Linked DNA regions of Homo sapiens: all the other regions are linked to region 1. A link is a loop called in an ENCODE intact Hi-C map of the cell type or tissue named here. Cell type or tissue: PC-3. All regions are shown on one strand.

Region 1 (8,000 bases):
GCATTCTTCACGTAGTTCTCGAGCCTTGGTTTTCAGCTCCATCAGCTCCTTTAAGCAGTTCCCTGTATTGCTTATTCTAGTTATACATTCTTCTAAATTTTTTTCAAAGTTTTCAACTTCTTTGCCTTTGGTTTGAATGTCCTCCCGTAGCTCAGAGTAATTTGATCGTCTGAAGCCTTCTTCTCTCAGCTCGTGAAAGTCATTCTCCATCCAGCTTTGTTCCGTTGCTGGTGAGGAACTGCGTTCCTTTGGAGGAGGAGAGGCGCTCTGCTTTTTAGAGTTTCCCGTTTTTCTGTTCTGTTTTTTCCCCATCTTTGTGTTTTTATCTACTTTTGGTCTTTGATAATAGTGATGTACAGATGGGTTTTTGGTGTGGATGTCCTTTCTGTTTGTTAGTTTTCCTTCTAACAGACAGGACCCTCAGCTGCAGGTCTGTTGGAATAGCCTGCCGTGTGAGGTGTCAGTGTGCCCCTGCTGGGGGGTGCCTCCCAGTTAGGCTGCTCGGGGGTCAGGGGTCAGGGACCCACTTGAGGAGGCAGTCTGCCCGTTCTCAGATCTCCAGCTGCGTGCTGGGAGAACCACTGCTCTCTTCAAAGCTGTCAGACAGGGACATTTAAGTCTGCAGAGGTTACTGCTGTCTTTTTGTTTGTCTGTGCCCTGCCCCCAGAGGTGGAGCCTACAGAGGCAGGCAGGCCTCCTTGAGCTGTGGTGGGCTCCACCCAGTTTGAGCTTCCAGGCTGCTTTGTTTACCTCAGCAAGCCTGGGCAATGGCGGGCGCCCCTCCCCCAGCCTCGCTGCCGCCTTGCAGGTTGATCTCAGACTGCTGTGCTAGCAATCAGCGAGACTCCATGGGTGTAGGACCCTCCGAGCCAGGTGCGGGATATAATCTTGTGGTGCGTCGTGTTTTAAGCCGGTCGGAAAAGCGCAGTATTCGGGTGGGAGTGGCCCGATTTTCCAGGTGCGTCCGTCACCCCTTTCTTTGACTTGGAAAGGGAACTCCCTGACCCCTTGCGCTTCCCAAGTGAGGCAATGCCTCGCCCTGCTTCGGCTCGCGCACGGTGCGCGCACCCACTGACCTGCGCCCACTGTCTGGCACTCCCTAGTGAGATGAACCCGGTACCTCAGATGGAAATGCAGAAATCACCTGGCTTCTGCGTCACTCAGGCTGGGAGCTGTAGACCGGAGCTGTTCCTATTCGGCCATATTGGCTCCTCCCCCCAGGTTATTTGTTCTAAGTGCTGACAACATCTCAGATTAAAAGTTGTTTTCAGTGCTATTCTTTTTATGTTACTATTAATGATTAGGCACATTTTCTTTAAATAGCTTTTGATCATATTAGTTGGTACAGTATGGATTATACTGCATTGACTACCTTTAAGTTGTTGACTAATATGTAGATATGTTTCTTTTTTTCTGTACAACGTTAAGGAAAGTAAATGACTGTATCCTACAGAAACATTAAGAAATCATTTTTAAGAAAAGTTTCCATTTCTGCTTGTATTTTAGTTTAGTTTTTTATCCATATTCTGTTTTATAGCAGATGAATTTTAAAAGGCCAGTCTATATTTAAAATAGGCATTAATTTTAGCCATGGGTGTTGGCTTTCCATTTTAATGGCCTGACCACTAAACATCTTCTTTTTGTTGTTTCTTTTTAAAAAATATATGATTTGTCTAGCAAATCTTTGGTAAAAAAAATACATTTCTTAACAGTACTATTTTAAGGACAGATTATGCTGTGATTTTGCTGCAACAGCCTCCTGAGTGATAGAGTCAGATGTTCTACTTTCTTATTAGAAACATCGATGCCAATATTTACTTTCAGTCCTGGTCTAACAAAATGAATACGTTGCCAGAGGCATATCATGAGTCCTTCCGGCAAACTCCAAATAAGAAACAAACAGAAATAGTGAATGAGAATGCCAACTTAAAAAAAATACGTATTTTTATTATAGACTTAATTGGCCAAGAACATTCCTACATAATCTAAAATTCATAACGACCAAATGGTAATACTTTTATTGCCTGGGTGGTTTTGTACATGGACTTTTATAACTTGGTATTCAATGTATGAATTCTTGTCAATGAAACAGTATCATTTTGTGTCTGAGTATTTATGTGTCTTTTTTAACCAAAGAAAAAAGGACCAAATATTAGTGTTAGCCAAAATTTTAATTTTTAAATACTAGAGAGTTATTTCTAAATTTACGTGAGTCCAAATTTTCAAGCAGAAACTATAATCCTCCTTTGCTTACCTGATAATTTTTACTGCCCTAATCAACTTGGTCTTGCACTACTGTAAATAACTTACATGAGGAAATATTGTGGTTTCATGTTCGGTAACAATAATTTTACCTAGGTTTTAATGAAATATCTCTCACAATATGAGAGCCTGCATAATATAGAATATCCAATTCATTAAACACTTGCAGAGGGTCCCCTCTGGGCCATCTGGGATTACTACTGCCTAACTTTGAAGGAGAAACCTAACCAGAATATTTTAGTATGTTGCATCAGTGATAAGAAAACTTCTGAACTTGTGCCATGAGACCTCAGAGAAGGGGCCACTTTGTTCATCCCAAGGTGACTCGGAATAGATGACACCAAAGCTGAAAGATTTGTAGATTTTTTTATAGGTGAAGAGAGAGAGGAGGGAGAAGGAGGTACTTGCTGGAAGTGTGTCCTGGCAAAGCAAGCAGCACTGGTAAAAGCAGGCAGATCCGACAGAATGTCGTGTATGGATGGAGAAAGAGAATGAAACAGCAGTTTAAGATGACTGGTGGGTAATGCAAATTTGAGAAGTCATGGGGGATGAGGCTGGACTGGTAAACAAGAGCTAAGTCATCAAGGGCCAGATATCAAACAAGTTTATACAGTGAAGATTTAGGGCAAAGGGGTGATGTGGAAGGGATGAGTTTTCCAAAAAGTTAGTCACTTATCCAAGAATGTATCCAGCTCACTTAATGAAGCTAGCTCACTTATGGAGCTAGATACATTCAAATAGTTTCTATAAATCAAATTCCTTTTCTTAGTTCAGTTCTCCTAGTGATGCCCAAATTGACAAATTTCACTAGGTAAAATGTTTGCTTTTCTTGAAGTAATATAATTCTACCTGGAAGTCAGCATATTTTTAAAAATCACAAATTGTAAGAAAAAAATCATTTTGCTTATGTGCCAAATTTTATATGTGATTATGTTGAAGTATGGAAAACAGCATAATTCAACAAACATTTTATTAAAATTGACAACACAATTTCTTAAAAGAAATATTTTAATAATGGTTAATTCCTACTTGTTAGTCTATAATTACGCATGTTTCCTAATTGATGAAAAGAAATGAAATCACTCTTTCTGGACAGGCATATACTTGAAAATCCTTTACCGTATATTGGCTTAGAGAAAAATTGATGTTCCTTGCTGCTTAAATAAATTTAAGCCCCTAAAATCTGAAAACTTAATTGAATATTTAGTGGACATAAAATGAATGGTCCATAAGAGCAGAGGCACAAAGTTGAAACAGCAAAGATAAGCATGAGGGACTCTAGCTTTAGATTTTTACTTTACTCACTTTGTTTTATTTTCCTTCTCCACATAAATTGTTATAAATTTTCCACTTGCTAGAAGGGATTTCTCAAGCATTGCAGGGCAGCTTAGTTTATTTTCTTCGTGGGTAAATCTGTATGTAATCATTTTAGCAGGTGAGAGAATTCAAGGAAGTGGTAACTTGCCAGGAAATGAGTTCTCAGGGCTGTGAATGTTTTTTCATTAGTGGTATGATTTCCCAAATATCCCATTTCATTTTCGTGTAAAAGGTACTTTTCCATCTCATCACGTCTACATTGAGTTAGTTTGCCCACTAGGAGGCACTCTTTCCAAGCTCTGTTTCCCAGGGTGTCCCGCTGACTTTCCCCAATAAAAACCTGTGGGTATTTACTCATCTTTTGTGTTTTTGTTACTAAGCTAAGTTTTGTACCTTGCTTCTGTTTGCTAGTGGAAATGGCCTTTTTTGTTGTTGTTTAAAACAAACCAACAAAAACAACTTCCAAATGTTTTGGTTGGTACTTGTTTTTCAAGGTACTAGTTTGTGGAGAGATGCTTAACTTACTAGAAAAACACAATGTGTTTGATATCAAGTGTTCACTAAAAGTTCTACTATTACCTTTAAAATAGTAATATTCTCCCTGATATTTATTTTCAAATGTAAAAACATATAGATCTCTAAGTATAGCTCAGTTGTGAACAATTGAAAACATTAAGTCACCATAGAATGCATCGCTGCAAAAGACAAACAGTGATTTGTGTCAGAAAAAGCTTTCAGATTAAAAAAAATCAGAGAATATAGGCTTGTCGTGAGTTGTGTGTGTGTGTGTGTATACATACACATAGTATACACACATACATATATGTATACATGTAAAAACACACAGCAACAAGACTGTATAAAAAGGACACTTGCTCAGTGGCATGTGAAAGTCACTCTCATCACACATTGTGCTGGTCACATATTGATATGCAGGCCCCACGTATATAATTATACGTATAAAATTAGAGTTATTAGTGATCCCGGAATAATCACTCTCTGAAGACTTTTAATGAACTTCAAATTGAAAGTGGTTGGTTTACTTAAAAAGCATGATTTCTCAAATTTTTTAATCTCAGAGCTTGAGACCTGGTCCCATCAATTCATTCACTTATTGAGTGTCTGCTCTGTGTCGGGCCTTGTTCTATATTTTGTTTACGGCAATGAACATACAAACAAAATTTACTCATGGTGTTTATGTTTGGTGGTAGTGGTGGCAAGGCAGGGGTGCACACCAGAGTAGGATTAATTGCAATGACAAAGGGTAATGTTGTAAAAGGATTAAGAGTGTTAGAAGCAGAACTATTTTATATAGGGATGCCAAGGAAAATGTATCTGAGAAGATACTATTTGAGCAGAGATCTGAGGGAAATGAGGAAGAAAGCTATGCATGTAGCTGGGGGATACATTCCAGATAAAAGGGCAAAGCAAATATAGTCCTGAGGTTTATTTTAAGGGCAGTAAGTGAGTCTGGTTCTGGAATGTGAGGGGGAGTGGTGGGAGATGAAGTTAGTGAGATGTGCCAGGACCTAGTAGAATTTTTCTCCAAATGAGATAGAAAGTCACTGGCAGGGTTTGTGCAGAAGAGTTGGTTGATGAGACTAACTTTTCAGAGAATCTCTCTAACTTTTGAGTTGATTTGGTATTCAAAAACCCTCACTATTAGGCCTCTACTTGGTTCTCCCGGGAAGTTCTCTGCCCTCCAATCCTTCTGTTTTTTGTTTAGGTTCCTTCTGCCTGGAATGCCCATTTTCTTGTAGCAGGTGTGAATCTCAGTCCACACACAGAGATATGTGAGGAATATAACTATTTGTTCACAGCTGAATTGAGCCCTATTCTGCTAGGTGGTATGAACAATCTGTCAATTCTGGTCTCCTTTGGCCTTATTCTGTGGCTGCACGTAGGCCTTTGGGGACTCTTGTAACATTGAGCCATCTAGGGAGGTAGGCAAGGGGCCTGTCGCAGGCACAGCTGCCTAGACACAGACTGTAGCCTTTCTACTCCAGAAACTATTTCAGAAAAGTAGCCATGGGTTCTTACTGACCTCAGATCCCTAAACCTCTGCAGGGGTTTTGTCTGTTCTTCTTGCTGGAAGTTGGCATAGTCTCACCTCATTTTTTCACTCTCTTTGCTTCCTCTTCATCTCTCCCCTTCCGACCCTACAGGTCTCTAGATCTGTTCTGGCCTAGCATGGGAAGTCTTGCCCTTGCTCAGTATTCTTCCAGGCCTTTGATCTCTTCCTTATCTTCATTCTGCTTATAATTGATGTCTTCCCTGGGCGGTGAATGCTGCTCAATCTTGCTATTGCTTGAAGGGGTGGAGACTACAACAGATGAAAAGGAAAACCAGAGGGAAAAAAACCTTGGTTATTTCGGAACATTATTCTGCCACTTACCCTTCTAAGTCTAATAAAATCCTGCTTTTCAGGCCCATCTTGTTTATCAGCTCCTTTTAGCAACCTGCCCACAGCTACTGATCTCTCTCATGGTAGGAGATAAGCACTTCCTCTCGTGTGTTCCCTGGGCGTTTTGTTTGTGTCCTCCATCCTGAACCTTGTCCATGGGTATCATGTCACCTTTTGAATTGTTGTTCCAGACTTTCAATTGTTGGGTCCTTGAGATCACAGGGACCACTGCTTCTTCAGAGGTGTTTTGTTTTTGTCTCAGCTAGGGCTGCCATAACAAAATACAACAGACTGTGTGACTTAAACAACAGAAATTTATTTCTCGCAGTTCCGGAGGCTGGCAAGTAAGAGCAGGGCACTTACAAAGTAGATTTTATTCTGAGGCCTCTTCTCTTGGCTTTTAGGTGGCCTCTAGCTCACTGTGTGCTCACATGACCTCTTCTGTCTGTGTACTTGGAGAAGGAAAGAGAGCAAATTCTCTGGTGTGTCTTACAAGGGCACTAATCCCATGATGAGGGCCCCACCTTCATAACTTCATCCAACCTCATCTAAACCTAATTACCTCCTAGAAGCCCCATCTCTAGTTACCATCACAGTGGGGGTCAAGGTTTCATATATGAATTTTGGAATGACACAAATGTTCAATCCATAACAGTTTTGTTTTGTTTTCCTTTGTTTTCATCTCTGGCATTTATGATGGTGCCAGTTATAATGGAGAACAGTAAATGCTTAATCAGTGAAAGTATTAAGCATATTCACCTAGACAAGAAATCCTTCCTATTCCTGTCAATAAGGTTCAAGGCTCTCCAATGAGAAATTAGATTGTTCAGCTCTAATGTTTGTCAAAACAGAAGTTAATACTTTCACATACTCCATAGTTTTGCTTTTAAGCCTTTTTGATGTCATAAGAAATATAGAAAATTATATTTGTTAACAATGAGGCTGCTAATGGCCAGGGGTGAGTACTAGAGCTTTGCATCTCTCTGCTACATTCAGTTCCAGCTTCCGCACCTCCTAGACCCTGACTGGTATCAGCTGGCAGAGGGGAATAGTTGTAACCTATTTGATCATGTTTTGCTTTCTAATATAGAGAATAGAGATTGATTATGCTTTTAAAAATTATGGAAAACCATAGTTATTCAACAGAAAAAAACCTGTAAAAAATGTGGCATGTGACTTTCTAATACTGCTTTTGTTGTTGTTGCTATTTAGTTCTTAAGTCTGTGGGCCCCACAAAATTTATGCCCTTACACCTATACACATAACTCTGGTATGTGTTCAGCACAATTAGGAAGGACAGATGTGTGTCCGAATGTCATATGACTCGAGGCAGTGTTTCTTAGAATGTGGTTTGAAGGCCACCTTGATTGTGGTAACCTGGATTGCTTGTTACAAATGAAGTTTTTCCAGCCCAGGCAGTGACACACACCTGTTGTCCCAGCTACCCAGGAGGCTAAGGCAGGAGGATTACCTGAGCCTGGGAGTTGAAGGCTGTAGTGTGTTGTGATGGTGCTTGTGAATAATCACTGCACTACAGCCTGAGCAACATAGCGACCACCCCATCTCTAAACAAAACAACAAAAAAATGCTTTTCAAGAGTTTTAGAATAAGACTCTTCCATGATGAGGCCTGAAAATCTGCATTTGTAATAAGTTACCAGGATGCTTTTTATGTACCCTAGACTTTATGAATCATTGCTCTATGTGGTGCAGAAAGACAGTAGCAATGTTCTGCAGTATTCTTCCAATCTTCTTGATTTCTTCTGGGCCAAGACATTTTGGATTATGGATCCAATTTAGTTATTACTGGATCATTCTGTTTTTTTATTTTCTGTATATTTCTAACATTAATTATGGTGTTCTCCTCTCTCACACACACACATACATGCACATACACACATTCTAGCTGTATCTAAAAATATATCTATCTATTACTTTCAAATTTGTAAATATATTTTTGCATCTCTTTAGGATTTTTAAAAAATGACATCAATTGAATCTATAAAAATCTTCCACTT
Region 2 (8,000 bases), 120 kb after region 1:
GTTTATAGTCTGTTTAGAGCAACAAGACAAAAAACCTGTAAGAAATCAGTACATATCAGTAAATCATTAGTTTCTAAAGAAATTCAGATGTAGGAAGATTATTGTGGGTGGTTGAGAACACAAGAAGAGAGTGATGCTTTGCCAAGCATTAAAGGATGAAAAGCATTTTATTAGGTAATTTGGAAGGAGAAGAGAACATTCCATGCATGAAACACAGCCTGAGCAAAGATAAAAATGAGCAAATTATACCAGACATTCAAAAAGAAGAATTGGCACCATTACTGTTGACACTATTCCACAAGATAGAGAAAGAGGGAATCCTCCCTAAATCATTCTATGAAGCCAGTGTCACCCTGATACCAAGACCAGGAAAGGACATAACCAAAAAAGAAGACTACGGACCAATATCCCTGATGAACATACATGCAAAAATCCTCAACAAAATACTGGCTAACGGAATCCAACAACATATCAAAAATATAATCCACCATGATCAAGTAGGTTTCATACCAGGCATGCAGGGATGGTTTAACATATGCAAGTCAATAAATGTGGTATGCCACATAAGCAGAATTAAAAACAAAAATCACATGATCCCCTCAACAGATGCAGAAAAAGCATTTGACAAAATCCAGCATTCCTTTATGATTAAAACTCTCAGCAAAATTGGCATACAAGGGACATACCTCAAGGTAATAAAAGCCATCTATGACAAACCCACAGCCAACATAACACTGAATGGGGAAAAGTTGAGAACTGCAATAAGACAAGGACGCCCACTCTCACTACTTTTCTTCAACTTAGTACTGGAAGTCCTAGCCAGAGCAATCAGACAAGAGAAAGAAATAAGGGCATCCAAATCAGTAAAGAGGAGGTCAAACTGTTGCTGTTTACTGATTATATGATTGTTTACCTAGAAAACCCTAAAGACTCCTCCAGAAAGTTTCTAGAACCGATAAAAGAATTCAGCAAAGTTTCTGGATACAAAATTAATGTACACAAATCAGTAGCTCTTCTATACACCAACAGCGACCAAGCTGAGAATCAAGTCAAGAACTCAACACCTCTTATAATAGCTGCAAAAAAATAAAATACTTAGGAATACACTAAGGAGGTGAAAGACCTCTAGAAGGAAAACTACAAAACACTGCTGAAAGAAATCATAGACAACACAAACAAATGGAAACGCATCCCATGCTCATGGATGGGTAGAATAAATGTTGTGAAAATGACCATATTGCCAAAAGCAATCTATAAATTCACCACAATTCCCAACAAAATATCATCATCATTCTTCACAGAACTAGAAAAAACAATCCTAAAATTCATATGGAATCAAAAAAGAGCCTGCAGAGCCAAAGCAAGACTAAGCAAAAAGAACAAATCTGGAGGCATCACATTACCTGATTTCAAGCTATGATATAAGGCCATTGTCACCAAAACAGCATGATACTGGTATAAAAATAGGCACATAGACCAATGGAACAGAATAGAGAACCTAGAAATAAAGTCAAATACAGCCAACTGATCTGTGACAAAGCAAGCAAAAACATAAAGTGAGGAAAGATACCCTATTCAACAAATGGTGCTGGGATAATTGGCAAGTCACATGTAGGAGGATGAAACAGGATCCTCATCTCTCACCTTATATAGAAATAAACTCAAGATGGGTTAAGGACTTAAATGTAAGACTTGAAACTATAAAAATTCTAGAAGATAACTAACGTTGGAAAACCCCTTCTACGCATTGGCTCAGGCAAGGATTTCATGACCAAGAACCAAAAGCAAATGCAGTAAGAACAAAGACGAACAGCTGGGACTTAATTAAACTAAAGAGCTTTTGCATGGCAGAAGGAACAATCAGTGGAGTAAACAGACATCCCACAGAGTGGGAGAAAATCTTCACCATCTATACATCTCACCAAGGACTAATATCCAAAATCTACAACAAACTCAAACAAATTAGCAAGAAAAGACAAACAATCCCATCCAAAAGTGGGCTAAGGACATGAATAGACAATTCTCAAAAGAAGATATACAAGTGGCCAACAAACATATGAAAAAATGCTCAGCATCACTAATGATCCGGGAAATGCAAACCAAAACCACAATGCAATACCACCTTACTCCTAGAAGAATGGCCATGATCAAAAAGTCAAAAAATAATAGATACCGGCGTGGATGCAGTGAACAGGAACACTTCTAAACTACTGGTGGGAATGTAAACTAGTACAACCACTATGAAAAACAATGTGGTGACTATTGTAGAATAAAATAGTACTGATCTGGGAGTTCAAAGATCTGAATTTGCGCTCTAGTTGCCACGCCTAGTAACTGTGAACAAATTTCTTAGTCAAACAGTTCCCTTATTGTTATAAAAAAGATAATATCCTTTATTTTTCCATAATTTTTCTCTTTACATGTATGTATTAGAGTTCTCTAGAGGGAGGGACAGAACTGTGAGGATAGATGTGTGTATAAAGAGAAGTTTGTTAAGGAGTATTAACTCACATGTTCACAAGATGAGGTCCCACAATAGGCTGTATGCAAGCTGAGGAGCAACGAAGCCAGTCCAAGTCCCAAAGCTGAAGAACTTGGAGTCTGATGTTTGAAGATAGGAAGCATCCAGCATGGGAGAAAGATGTAGGCTCGGAGGCTAAGCCAGTCTCATCTTTCCATGTTCTTCTGCCTGCTTTTATTCTGGCTATGCTGGCAGCTGATTAGATTGTGCCCACCCAGATGAAGGTTAGGGTCTGCCTTTCCCAGTCCACTGACTCAAATGTTGATCTCCTTTGGCAACACCCTCACAGACACACCCAATAACAATACTTTGATCCTTCAAACAAGTTGACACTCAGTATTAACCATCACAGTGTGACTAATGTGTTAGGATTCATGAGGTCTAATCATAAAGTGATACTATTTTGTCACTGGTTGTTTCTTTATAATTTATTCAATGAAAGAAGTCTTCTGCCACTGAATAAAACCTTAGAAAACTTCTTGAAACCTCTAATAATTCTTTGGAAATAGAAAGCCTTGTGATTACTGTAAATCACAAAGATAGTCTTGACGCAATTATTTAAAAATCTAGTCCCATGGGATTGTCAAAGTAGCTAACTTTATTTAGTTAAAACTACTATCCTTCCAACAGCAAGGACTTACTAAGGCATAAAGTTTATGAATAGGGAAGAGCGTGTGGTTAGCCTCTTTTTCCCTGCCTCTTTACACTTCTGCTAATTAATCTTTATTTCTGTCTCTTCTGGGTTGGAACATGGGGAGGAAGAATATGGAAGAGAGGCAGGAAAATACTGGCACATTTATTTGATTGGTACTGTCATAAGTTGGCTGCCATCCTCTGGACAGTTGCTTATGATTTGCACAATCTCTAGCAACTCAGTACCTTCTGCCTGTCTCTGCTGAGGCCTAATGGCCCTTCCAGAAGGTTCTATCAGACAAGAACTAGGATCATATTATTCTAGCTTTCTCTTGTGCAATGTACCAGATAAATCTGTGCAACACTTTGGCCCAATAAACTTTTGAAGTGCAAGTTTACCCAACCTAACCACCTCTTTTTCTAGCCTGCTGCTAGAGTAGCAAGCCAGCCTCTCTCTCACACTGGAGATTTTCCAAAGAGGGTCAAAACCAGAACTCTTCATCCCTTCCCCTCAGCTCCAGGGGACACACAGTTACTTCTACATAGCACAATTGTAGGTATCTTGTTCTCTCTTTTTCCTATACAAGTGCATGCCAAAAAAATAAATAAATAAAACTAATCCTTTCCTTTTCTAAACTTTCTTTCTCTCTTTCTGACTTTCTTTCTCTCTTTCCTTTGACATGTAAAGATATCTAGCCTGTTCTCAGCCACGTAGTTTCACAAGTTGCTCTGATGCTTTCTGTCTTCCAGCTTACTTCGATACCTGATGCCTTAGGTTCTTGATCAAAACTTCCAGTTTAACAGCAAGATCTATCAATTTTTGTAAAGTGACTTAAATAAATGAAAGTCGCAAAAAAGATACAGCTTTTTTTGCATCTTCAGTAGTTAGGCAACACTAACAGAAGTTTATTTGACTCTAGTTACTTTGCCTACAATTCCATTAAGTCACCTGTAGATGGGTGATGGTGACCGGATTATAACCAATTTATCTAAAAACCCAGGCCTATTGGTGTGACTTTCATATTGCAGCCTATATTTATCATGCATTCTGCTTTTCCTTAAAAAAAAAAAATAAACCAAGACCACTGAACTGAACCAATTGATAATTATCCATGTTAACAAAATATATCTTAAAAAGTGATATGGTTTAAAGATTTAAGAATAATTTCTAGGTAAACTAGTAAACCTTTCTCCTTTACCCTAGAGTTTATGTGACACAGCACTGGTTTATTCTCATAAAGCTTGTGTTTGTTTATGGATTTGTCACTGGTTTATCCCCATAAATTCACATGTTTGTTTATGGATTTGTCAGGCCAAGTCTCTGTTTAAATGCATTGTCTGATGATCCAGGATGTCTACTTCATTCTTTTGAAATAGTTAAGTCTAGGCTCAGTGGACCTTACAGTTAGGATAACAGCAGATTATTTCAGCATTTTAAAAAAAGTCTTAAAACTTTCCATATGGTGATCTACTTGGAACAAGTTAGCCCATTTGGAATAAATGATTAAATACTTAACTAAATACACGAATTTTACACTAAATGGCCATACCTGGACACTTGTTGCCCTTTATATTAATTCAAAATCAAGACAAATATTATCACTCAATGTAATTCTGGATAGCTTGTGTTTAGGCAAACACTGGGATTTAAGGGATGACTATAACCAAATGAAATGAATTTTCATAAGAAAAATGGCAATCTCAGACAAATATAAAGCTCACATAACCAGTGTATCTTGATTATTTTTGAAGGGGGAGTGCTTTAGATGAAAGAAACAAACTGGTTGTAAGCAAGAATGACAATACAGTGCTACGGGTTCCACAGGGCCAACTTTAGGGCTTGAGCATCCTTAGATTTTGGTATCTGCAGGAGGCCCTGGAATCAATGCACCACAAATACTGAGGGACAACTGTATGTGAGGTTTGGAAACACCTCATAAAAATTTACAGACTTATCAGTTATCTAATGCAACTGTTCCTCTGACATGAGTCATGTGCGGGCCTGCCAGGGAGAATTCCAGATGTCCTCCTCCAGATCCTGCTGGTAAGGAATTAGAAAAATAATTAACTATACCAATCTGGGTACTTGTGCTGACACTAAGGGTCTACATTTTTTGGAAATAAAGCATTAGGACTCTTTTCCAGTTGGATAAGGTATTCCTTGGGTGGTATCTTGACATTTGAGGACTAGCATTAATTTGCTTGAAACAACAGCATGTTAATAAGAACACTGCAATATTAATTCAGTATATCTTTTCCCGTTGTTCTGAAAGAGACATCAGCGGTCTAGCTCCCTGATTTGGTAGTAGGAAATCTCAAATCTCAGTTTGGCTTCTAAATAGTGTACTTTGTGCCTCTGACCCTTTCATATAAAATTAACAATTCTCAGCACTTCACAATGTCCTTATCCTATTTTATTTTTCCATCATGGCATTGTTGATATCATTATCAATATCAGGTATAGTATGTATTTATTTGTATGCATTTTCATATTTTCTGTATTTCAGGTATCTGTGTTGGATTCTGGCTTGGGTTTAAAAGACAGTTTTTTGTTTTTTAAAAAAGTCTTTCTAATAACTTAGCTCTGAACAAGGTTAGACTAAAAAGAATTTGGGAGGCTGAGGTAGGAGGATTGCTTGAACCCAGGAGTTCAAGACCACCCTTGGCAACATAGAGAGACCCTGGCTCTACAAAATAAATTAAAAATTAGCCAGGCATGGTGGTGTGTGCCTGTGGTTCCAGGTACTCAGGAGCTGAGGTGGGAGGATTGCTTGAGCCCAGAAGGTTGAGGCTGCAGTGAGATGCAGTTGTACTGCTGCATTCCAGCCTGGGTGATGGAGTGAGACCCTGTCTTGAAAAATAAAATTAAATATTTCAAAAGGATCCAGACAAAGTGATATCCACTAGAATGTAAGCTCCAGGAGGGCAAGGACTTTTTGCAGCTGCGGTTGTTCACTTCTCTAACCCTGGAGCCTCGAACATTTTCTGACCTATAGCCAATGCTCAATAGTCAGGAAGGAATGGAGATTAAAATTAATGCTTGTCTTATGGATTTCTTGTGAAGATTAAACTAAAGATTGCATATAAACTTAGCACAACATGAGATACAGAATCCAAAAACCCTAAAAGGCTCCTTATGGCACCCAGACTTTTAAATGTATGAATTTCATCCCATAAACTGAAGATACTGATTATATGCATGTTTTAAATATATTCAACTTCTAAATATTATACAGGAAGTCCCTGATTCACAATAATTCAACTAAACAGTTTTCCAACTTTAGAATGATACAAAAGCAATATATATTCAGTAGAAACTGTACTTTGAGTACCCATACAATCATTCTTTCACTTTCAGTATAGTATTTAATAAATTACATGAGATATAAAACACTTTATTATTAAATACGCTTGTGTTAGATTACTTTGTTCAACTGTAGGCTAACGTAAGTTTTCTGAGCATATTTAAGGTAGGCTAGGCTAAGCTATAATGTTCAGTAGGTTAGGGGTATTAAATGCATTTTGACTTAGGATTTTTTTTTTTTTTTTTTTTTTTTTTTGAGGAAGAGTCTCACTCTGTCGCCCAGGCTGGAGTGCAGTGGCGCGATCTCGGCTCACTGCAAGCACCACCTGCCGGGTTCATGCCATTCTCCTGCCTCAGCCTCCCGAGTAGCTGGAACCACAGGTGCCCGCCACCATGCCCAGCTAATTTTTTTGTATTTTTAGTAGAGATGGGGTTTCACGACGTTAGCCAGGATGGTCTTGATCTACTTAGGATATTTTTGACTTAAAATGGGGTTACATCCCAATGAGCATCTATATTTGGCATCCTTGTTTATGTAAGTGGACTTTTTTACAATGATGAGAACCTCACTCTGATGTCATTAACAATTCACCTTATGTTTGCTATATAAAAACTTCTTTCATATAAAAGGTGGAAGAATATCCTGTTTACGATATTCATTTTAGCTAACCATAGACTGAAGACCACTTGTGACTTTATTTGATCTGTATTTTGGCACTATTTATTTAATAATTATTACAGCCAAAACTAGAGAACAAACTTATTGGTTTTTCTTTTTTAAAATTAATCTCCTTTTCTTTTTCTTTTCAATAGTTAATCTAGAGGCAGTGCTCCACTTTGAACTTTAAGCAAATATAAGCCTTAACATTAGGGTCTCTGCAGTGAGTTTTTATAAGGATTGAAGAAAGGGAGCTACAAGAAATAAGACATCAAATCTTAGGTTGTGTGATAGCCTGATACCTTCCATGTTTTCTTGAACATTTCTTCTAAAAAAAAAAAAAAGTGTATTTTAGAATCTAACTTTCCAAAATTGCTTTGTAGTAGCATTTACTGAATGGATTGTAGTGTTTTGTTAATAGCACTGTTTTGTTGATAGCACTGAAAAAAATGAAAACCTCTGCATATTTCTTTTTTTTTTTTTTTGACAGAATTTTGCTCTGTCGCCCAGGCTGGAGTGCAGTGGCACAGTGATCTCAGCTCACTGCAGCCTCCACCTCCCGGGCTCAAATGATTATCGTGCCTCAGCCTCCCGAGTAGCTGGTATTACAGGCCCCCACCACCACGCCTGGCTAATTTTTGGATTTTTAGTAGAGACAGGTCTCACCACCTTGGTCAGGCTGGTCTCGAATTCCTGACCTCAGGTGATCCACCCGCCTTGGCCTCCCAAAGTGCTGGGATTACAAGTGTGAGCCACCACGCCCAGCCTAGACCTAGCATTTTAAGTATCCTGAGGCTTGTTAAAGATGTCTATGTCACAGTCCAGTTGTAGTTTAAGAGAAACTTTTCTGTATCAATAAAGGGCAAATTTAGATTAAAAAAGTC
Region 3 (8,000 bases), 290 kb after region 1:
AGAATATGTAAACTTGTCGAAGGCCATACAGCTAATTTAAATTCGTGATTCTGGTTTAAAAATAAAGCCTACCTATGTCGGGTGTGGTGGCTCACACCTGTAATTTCAACACTTTGGGAGACAGAGGTGAGTGGATCACTTGAGATCAGGAGTTCAAGACCAGCCTGGCCAACATGGTGAAACCCCATATCTACTAAAAATACAAAAATTAGCCAGGTGTGGTGGCACACACCTGTAATCCCAGCTACTCAGGAGGCTGAGGCAGGAGAACCGCTTGAACCCGGGAGGCAGAGATTGCAGTGAGCTGAGATCATGCCACTGCACTCCAGCCTGGGCAATAGAGTGAGACTCTGTCTCAAAAAAAGATGTCAAAAAAAAAATAAAATAAAGCCTAGCTAAATCCAAATCCAATTATTCTTCTTTTTCTTACTTTAGCCTGTAACTCTTAAAAATTTAGTTACTGGAACTGGTAAGTCAGACTAGCTTTGTAACTCGATTTTGAATCTTTCAGACATCTTGCAGCACTGGACTAGAACTCCTCAAATTAGCTCTTAATGGTTGCAGAGCTGGGGATGGAGCTGAAACTACAACAATGGTTCTCAACCTTGCCTGCACATTGGAATTATCTCCAGTGTTTAAAAAATGCAGATGCCTAGGTTCCACCACCAGAGATGATAATTTAATTGATCTGAGGTATGGCTCATGCATCAGGACTTTTTTTTTTTTTTTTTTTGAGACGGAATCTCGCTCGGTCGCCAGGCTGGAGTGCAGTGGCGCAATATCAGCTCACTGCAACCTCCGCCTCCCGGGTTCAAGAGATTATCCTGCCTCAGCCTCCTGAGTAGCTGAGCCTACAGGCATGCGCCACCACACCCAGCTAATTTTTGTATTTTTAGTAAAGAAGGCGTTTCACGATGTTGGCCAGGATGGTCTCAAACTCTTGACCTCGTGATCTGCCCACTTCGACCTTTCAAAGTGCTGGGATTTACAGGCGTGTGCTACTGTGCCTGGCCACATCAGGATTTCTTAGGGTCCCCCTAGATGATTCTAATGTGCATCCAAGCTGGAAACTACTGGCTTAGAAGCAGAAGTCAAGAGGCCTCAGCTGTTTGCAGAGGAAACCTATGGTCGCTTGTATATTTCAATGGGATAGGAAAAATACTAGAAGACTCATGGGCTTGCATTTTTTTTTTCTTGAACAAGTGGACCATAGCCGACTCTTTGTTTTTCCAGTTTAACCTTAGAAAATATGCCCAAAGTCAACAGGTATACAATTAACCTTACAAGTCAAATGGTTCCATGTTCTTAGATTCTAAGTGCTAGTTGTGTGTGACCCTAGGCAAGGTTTTAGAACTGAATCTCCCAAATTGCTCATTACTATTCTATGCTTGGCTAAAACTCTTACATCACCCCACAATGGAATGTGACCCAAGTCAAGAAGAAAACAAAAACATTTGTGTTGTTTTCATGATTAGTAATGGGAATGAAGAAGGATTGAGGTATCTCAAAACAACTTGTACTTTTCCCAAACTATTTAAGACCTGATTCATGTAATACTTACTAATCTTGATGCCTACAAATGATACAGTACATGTATAATTTCTGGATGTGTAAATTCTAGACATTTAATTTGCTTGGACCAAATCCTAATCATAGAACTTGTTTATTATTTAAGGTACACACTTAATACAGCAAATACAACAAGTTTCCTATCGCCAGCTTCCATGATCAGAATTCTTGTGCACAGCTCCCTAATAGGAAACAATTAATTATACAATAAATACATGTTTGTTTAGGGTCACTATACATCTTTGTGTGCCTGGAATTGTCCTGGTTTACACCTGTCATTCCAGAATAATTATTAATAGCACCCTCTCTCACTCTCAAAATTGTTTCATTCTTGGTGATAAATTTTCTGGGTACCCTTACACATAGCTCACTCAATCTGCCCTTGCTCTGAAACCACTATAGTGATACATCATGTTTGGAATGTGGTCTATTTCTATTTTGAACACTCCAATAGCTATTCAAGAAAATAAGGCCATTGAAACATTAATCAGTGGATCAACATGTCTTCTTTACATTTTTAAAGAAACATAGAACTGCTTGAACAAATAGGAAACAAATAACAAACTGATAGACATAATCCTAAATATATCGGTAATTACATTTATTCCAGCATAAATGAACTGTAAGTAATTGTATTGTCAATCGATTAACAACGTGATGATAAAACACCATTTCCTCAAGCACAAGGTGATAGTGTGGGTTTCTTGTGGCTGCATAGTTGTCTTTCTCCTTGAACGTGCTCCATCTGGCAATGTCACAAATATCACACAGTCCTCTGAATAATTAGACTACCTAGACAAAGTTTTGAAGCATTATTATCTAGCACTGATCAACCAAAAGTACATACTTGTCCAGCATGGAAACTCCTTGACTCAATCAGCACATCTGACCTGGATGAAATCCAAAAACTGAACAGGTTGTAGGTTTTGCTACCTCTGGCACATAGCCAAAACTTGTGGTATGATTTATCTCAAACTATGAACAGTATATGCAGATAGTGGTTCAAGACTAGCGTGACCAAAATAAGGTTTTGAAAGAGAAGGGGGACACCATAATAATTACACTAGCCCAAAATGGATAATTTGAGACTGTCTTGGGTAAACCAGACTACAGTCACTCTAGTCAAGACAAAAAAGAAAAAAGAAAAAGAAAGCAGGACATTGCATTTTATCTACTTCCAAATCCAAGGATTGCTCTTCTAACCAAATCAGGCTGCATTTAGAGAGATGGGTCACAGTTAACAAAATGATTTCTGTATTTCATGGTGTACTCTCATTTCCTTGTTTTATTTATCTTCCAAGTATGTTCTTTTATAGAAGTATATTTTATGGCAACATCAATGAGCAAGAAAATGTCTTGGGGAAAAGTGTCCAAGATAATAAAGGTTCTGGAGAAAAAGAGTCATTTGAGAAATGGGGTGCATTATTTGTATGAAATCTGACTTCAAACACTGTAAGGAGTGTCATTTTTAAGTAGGAATGGGCACGTGCTGAACTCCACGGAGCAGAGCATAAACAGATAGATGTTTTTAAAATCCAAGGAAGCAAATTTTAATTCCACATAAGGAAGAACTTTAACACTTACTGGCAACAGAATAAGTTGCTGAATAGAATAGAAAATATATCAGTATGGGAAGTATACAAGTAGAAGCTCAGTAGCCATCAGTAGTGTTACAGAGGAATTTTGTTTGTTTGTTTGTTTGTTTGTTTTTGAGACAGGGTCTCACTCTGTCACCCAGGATGGAGTGCAGTGGCACAATCACAGCTCACTGCAGCCTCAGCCTCCCAGGCCCAACCAATCCTCCAATCTCAGCCTTGCAGTTAGCTGGGATGACAGGCGTGCACCACCATGCCTGGCTAATTTTTAAATCTTCTGTAGAGGTGTGTTGGGGTAGGGGGAGGGGTTGGTCTCCCTATGTTCCCCAGGCTGGTCTCCAACCCCTGGGCTCAAGCAATGCTCCTGCCTCAACCACCCAAAGTGCTGAGATTACAGGTGTGAACCACTGCGCCCGGCTTCAGAGGAGTTTTGATGCACCAGGTGGCGCTGGTAATTTAAGGTTCTCTCGTGAAATTGGTCTTTTCACCTGGCCAGCATCTTATTCCTTCTTCTGGTAACAGCATCCCATTGTTCTTTGTTGAACCACCTCTCCCCCATTTCTACAAGGTATGGTAGAGCTAAAATCATCCTCAGCTTCCAGAAATGGGCATCTGATCCTTATATAGACATTCAGTGACTTTTATCTCGTTGGCCAAGAAAGGGCACATGGTCCACGCTCGGAAAATTTGAAGCAGTCCTAAGACTTTTAAGGAAACTATTGGGAAAAAGAAATCGTTTCCTTTACAGGTTGCTGAAAGGGTAAGAGGTAGGCCCAGAACTTCTGGCAACTATCTTGCTAGCAAGTCGGGTAGGGCTTGCCTGAGAATGACACCAATACAGAGGAAACTATAGCCAAGCAGTGGAGAGAGGGAGACTGAGTCCTGGCTCTTTTTTTAGCCCATACATCTAATAATGTCTGAAGCCAGATTAACCTCTGGATTTTTAAGTTCTGTGTGTCAAGACATTCCCTTTCATTTTTAAGCCAGTTTGAGTTCAGTTTTTAAAAATTATTTGAAACAGAAAGAATCCTGAATAATACAGGTCCCTTCCAACAAAATAAAACTTGATTATACTAACATGTACTCTATATATCTAGCTTGGCAGATTTCTAGTTATTTCTAGTAGATTTCTAACATTTCTAGTAATGCTTTGATGGTAGTTAGATGCAGTTACTTGCTGTAAGTAATTGGAAATAATAAAACCTCATTGTTTTAAAAGTGAGTATTTCACATTGATATAGACAATCTTTCCCATTTCATTTGAATTAATGAGATGTTGCTGCACAATATATGCTTGGTTTATCTTATGCTGGTGATCCTCAACCTGGGGCTCCTAGAAGTGGTAATGTTAACGAATGCATTTTACTTAATATTAAAATATTTTAAAGTACGAGGTCCATGGCTGACTTTTAAAAATAAATATTTGTAAAGGGGTTGTTTAAAAAGAATTTTTAAAAAGGAATTCATAACAGTAGTAAAATATTGGGAAATGCCTCAACAAATGCTATGGTAGTTGATATCATGGTTTCTAGCAACTCTAGCTGGAGTTAAGCAGGAAAGGAATTTATTAAAAGGATAGTGAATAATTTGTAAACACATTGGCAGGGCTGGAGAGCCCAATTTCAGGATAAAATCTGAAAGTTTCACACTAAGTTTAGCTTTATTGTTTATAAGGAAGTAATATTAATAGGTGTCTTTGCCATAGTCACAAGAAAAAAGACCCCTGTTCTTGATTTCTTCCATCACTAACCCTTAAAGTCCAGTTCTGAACCTAACTAAGTCTCATGACAATAAACTGTCTTCAAAAGAAGCTGTTAAATGTCTGGCATTGTTAGCCTCATTAGCGATAGACTCTTTTTGCCCCACACCAAGATTCATGAGTAGGAATTCTCAAATAGAGTATAGAATGGGACTTGGTTGCCATACAGTCAAAATGAATCACGAATGTCCACTATAAGCCAAACTTCCGGCAGCTCAACACCAACTTACAAGCTTCTCCCCATGCTTAAAGTTCCAGGAAAAAAAAATGTTCCTACTTAACTTAAAGTAACTATTCTTCCTCATATAAAAGGGACCAGTTGAAGTTTCATCCAGATCAAAATTCAGGCATTCTGGAAGATATCCAATTATTCTGGAATTGTGCCATGGTATTGTCTCAATATTCTGTAAACTATGGACTAATTTGTAAAAGCCACTATTAATAAAGAAATAATAGAACGGAGATACAAGGTAGGAAAAACAGTTAAGATTTATACATATATACATGAAAGAAAATATGGGTAGGTGTTACAGTCTTATTTCTATAATTCGTCTTGGTGCTGTATTTGCACTGATGACTCAACTCCTCTATTATCAATTTCAAGTTTCTTTTCCCCTCAACCAAGGATTTACCTATACCTTGATCCTGAGAAAGCTGTCCCTTGATCATTCTTCCCATACTGGGTTGCTGTGGATTTCCTTTAACTTTTGATGCTGGACATGGCAGTATTAAGAAGCACCCCAGAGGATTGCTGGATTTCTACCAACACCCTTCTTGATCCTATTGCATAATAGCAACACTGTTTCCCCATTATAGCTAGAATCATCATTTCTGTCATATCATAGTCTTCTTTTGACTTTTCATCCTGTGGTTTTAGAATTGGAAACGAAAAAGTGGCAAACTCAGTTTCCAATGCAATTAAGCCAGTGTTTACTTGGTACCCTGTGGAAGCAACCCTCCTTTGGCCTCTAAGACCCCCTAAACCAGCAGAGCCCAGGGGGACTGGAGTGTGATGCAAGCTTCTGTGATTCAGCCACTATGTGATTTTATGAGAGGTGTCATTCCAGTTCTGCCCCTTAATTGCTAAATTCATGCATTCAGGCCATGGAAGCATTGGTACCATAAAATTGTCACAGCTTCAGACCACATACCATATTTCATATGCTAGCACCCCAACTGCACAACGTGTTAACTTCTGGCTGGCATCATAGTTGAATATTTGGTATCCCATCTTATAGTTTTATAAGGCAGACTGCTACCATGTATCATGAGATACATGGTAAAGTCAGTAATCCCATCAACTTTAATCCATTTTCTTATTTTTAACTTTCTCAATTAGAAGTTATACTGTATGGTACTTCTTGATGGAGAATACATTTAATAAGTCTATAAATGGTAAGGCTGACAGAAACATATGGGGAAGAAAAAGCAAATACAGTAGTCCCCCCTTATCCATTGTTTTGCTTTCCAGTTTCAGTTATCTGCAGTCAATAGTGGTCCAAAAATATTAAGTGGAAATTCCAAAAATAGACAACTAATCAGTTTTAAATTACACACCATTCTGAGTAGCATGATGAAATCTTGCACCATCCTGCTCTGTCCTGCCCTGGACATGAATCTGGACATGAATCATCCCTTTGTCTGATATATTCACACTATACATGCTACCTGCTTGATACTGTATAGGAAAAAAACATAGTGTATGTAGTAGTCCTTTCTCATGCTGCTATAAGGACATACATTTTATAAAGAAAAGAGGTTTAATTGACTCACAGTTCCACAGGGCTTGGGAGGGCTCAGGAAATTTACAATCATGTCAGAAGGGAAAGCAAACATGTCCTTCTTCACATGGCAGCAGGAAGGAGAATGAGTGCCTAGCAAAGGGGGAAACCCCTTATAAAACCATCAGATCTTGTGAGAACGAATTCACTGTCATGGGAACAAGATGGGGGAAACCACCCCCATGATTTAACTATCTCCACCTGGTCCCTCCTACAACACATAGGGATTATGGGAACTACATTCAAGATGAGATTTGAGTTTGGACACAGCCAAACCATATTATTCTGCCCCTTGCCCCTCTGAAATCTCATGTCTTCACAATTCAAAACACAATCATGCCCTTCCAACAGTCCCTCAAAGTCTTAACTCATTCCAGCATTAGCCCAAAAGTCCAAGTCCCAAGTCTCATCTGAGACAAGTCCCTTCTACCTGTGAGCCTGTACATTCAAAAGTAAGCTAGTTACTTCCTAGATACAATGAGGGTACAGGCATTGGGTAAATACACCCATTCCAAATGGGAGAAATTGCCCAAAACAAAGGGGCTACAGGCCCCATCCAAGTCCAAAATCCAATAGGGCAATCATTAAACCTTAAAGTTCCAAAATGATCTCCTTTGACTCCATGTCTCACATCCAGGTCACACTGATGCAAGAAGTAGACTCCCATGACCTTGCGCAGCTCTGCCCCTGTGGCCCTGGAGGGTACAGCCCTCCTCCCAGCTGCTTTCATGGGCTGGTGTTGAGTGCCTGCAGCTTTTCCAGGTGCACTCTGCAAACTGTCCTGTTGGCGGATCTACCATTCTGGGATCTGGAGGACAGTGGCCCTCTTCTCACAGCTCCACTAGGCAGTGCCCCAGTGGGGACTCTGTGTGAGGACTCCATCCCCACAATTCCCCTTTCACATTGCCCTAGCAGAGGTTCTCTATGAGGGCCCTGTCCCTGCAGCAAACTTCTGCCTGGACATCCAGGTGTTTCCATACATCCTCTGAAATCTAAGTGGAGGTTCCCAAACCTCAGTTCTTGACTTCTGTGCATCTGCACACTCAACACCATGTGGAAGCTGCCAAGGCTTGGGGCTTGCACCCTCTGAAGCCATGACCTGAGCTGTTCCCTAGCCTCTTTTAGCCACGACTGGAGTGGCTAGAGCACAGGGCACCAAGTCCCTAGTCTGTACACAGCAGGGGGGCACTGGGCCAGGCCCAGAGGGCCATTTTTCCTCCGAAGCCTGCGGGCCTATGATAGGAGGGGCTGCGGTGAAGTTCTCTGACATGCCCTGGAGTCACTTTCCCAGTGTGT

What was found. Peaks named below come from ENCODE experiments on the same cell type or tissue, not always from the same donor. Only the 100,000 strongest peaks of a DNase experiment are listed, where the experiment ranks them.
Region 2: a loop joins it to region 1, with 5 times the contacts of the local background. A loop is called at or near these places in 5 of 110 quality-filtered maps.
Region 3: a loop joins it to region 1, with 3 times the contacts of the local background. A loop is called at or near these places in 23 of 110 quality-filtered maps.

Annotation. Positions count from the first base shown.
Region 1 is chr5:90,928,441-90,936,440 of GRCh38, forward strand. All of the region lies in intron 83 of ADGRV1 (adhesion G protein-coupled receptor V1), which reads left to right. Among named protein-coding and RNA genes, the nearest start is that of ADGRV1, 370 kb to the left of the region's middle. RefSeq lists an enhancer at 996-1,548. In PC-3, a CTCF peak has its summit at 3,862 (motif pointing right); DNase peaks (open chromatin) are centred at 2,861 and 3,881; H3K4me3 peaks cover 1,597 bases; H3K27ac peaks cover 1,765 bases.
Region 2 is chr5:91,044,851-91,052,850 of GRCh38, forward strand. All of the region lies in intron 85 of ADGRV1 (adhesion G protein-coupled receptor V1), which reads left to right. Among named protein-coding and RNA genes, the nearest start is that of LUCAT1, 270 kb to the right of the region's middle. In PC-3, a CTCF peak has its summit at 4,095; DNase peaks (open chromatin) are centred at 4,451 and 5,141; H3K4me3 peaks cover 917 bases; H3K27ac peaks cover 2,691 bases.
Region 3 is chr5:91,222,686-91,230,685 of GRCh38, forward strand. All of the region lies in intron 3 of LOC107986432 (a long non-coding RNA gene), which reads right to left. Among named protein-coding and RNA genes, the nearest start is that of LUCAT1, 88 kb to the right of the region's middle. In PC-3, a CTCF peak has its summit at 3,599 (motif pointing right); a DNase peak (open chromatin) is centred at 3,606.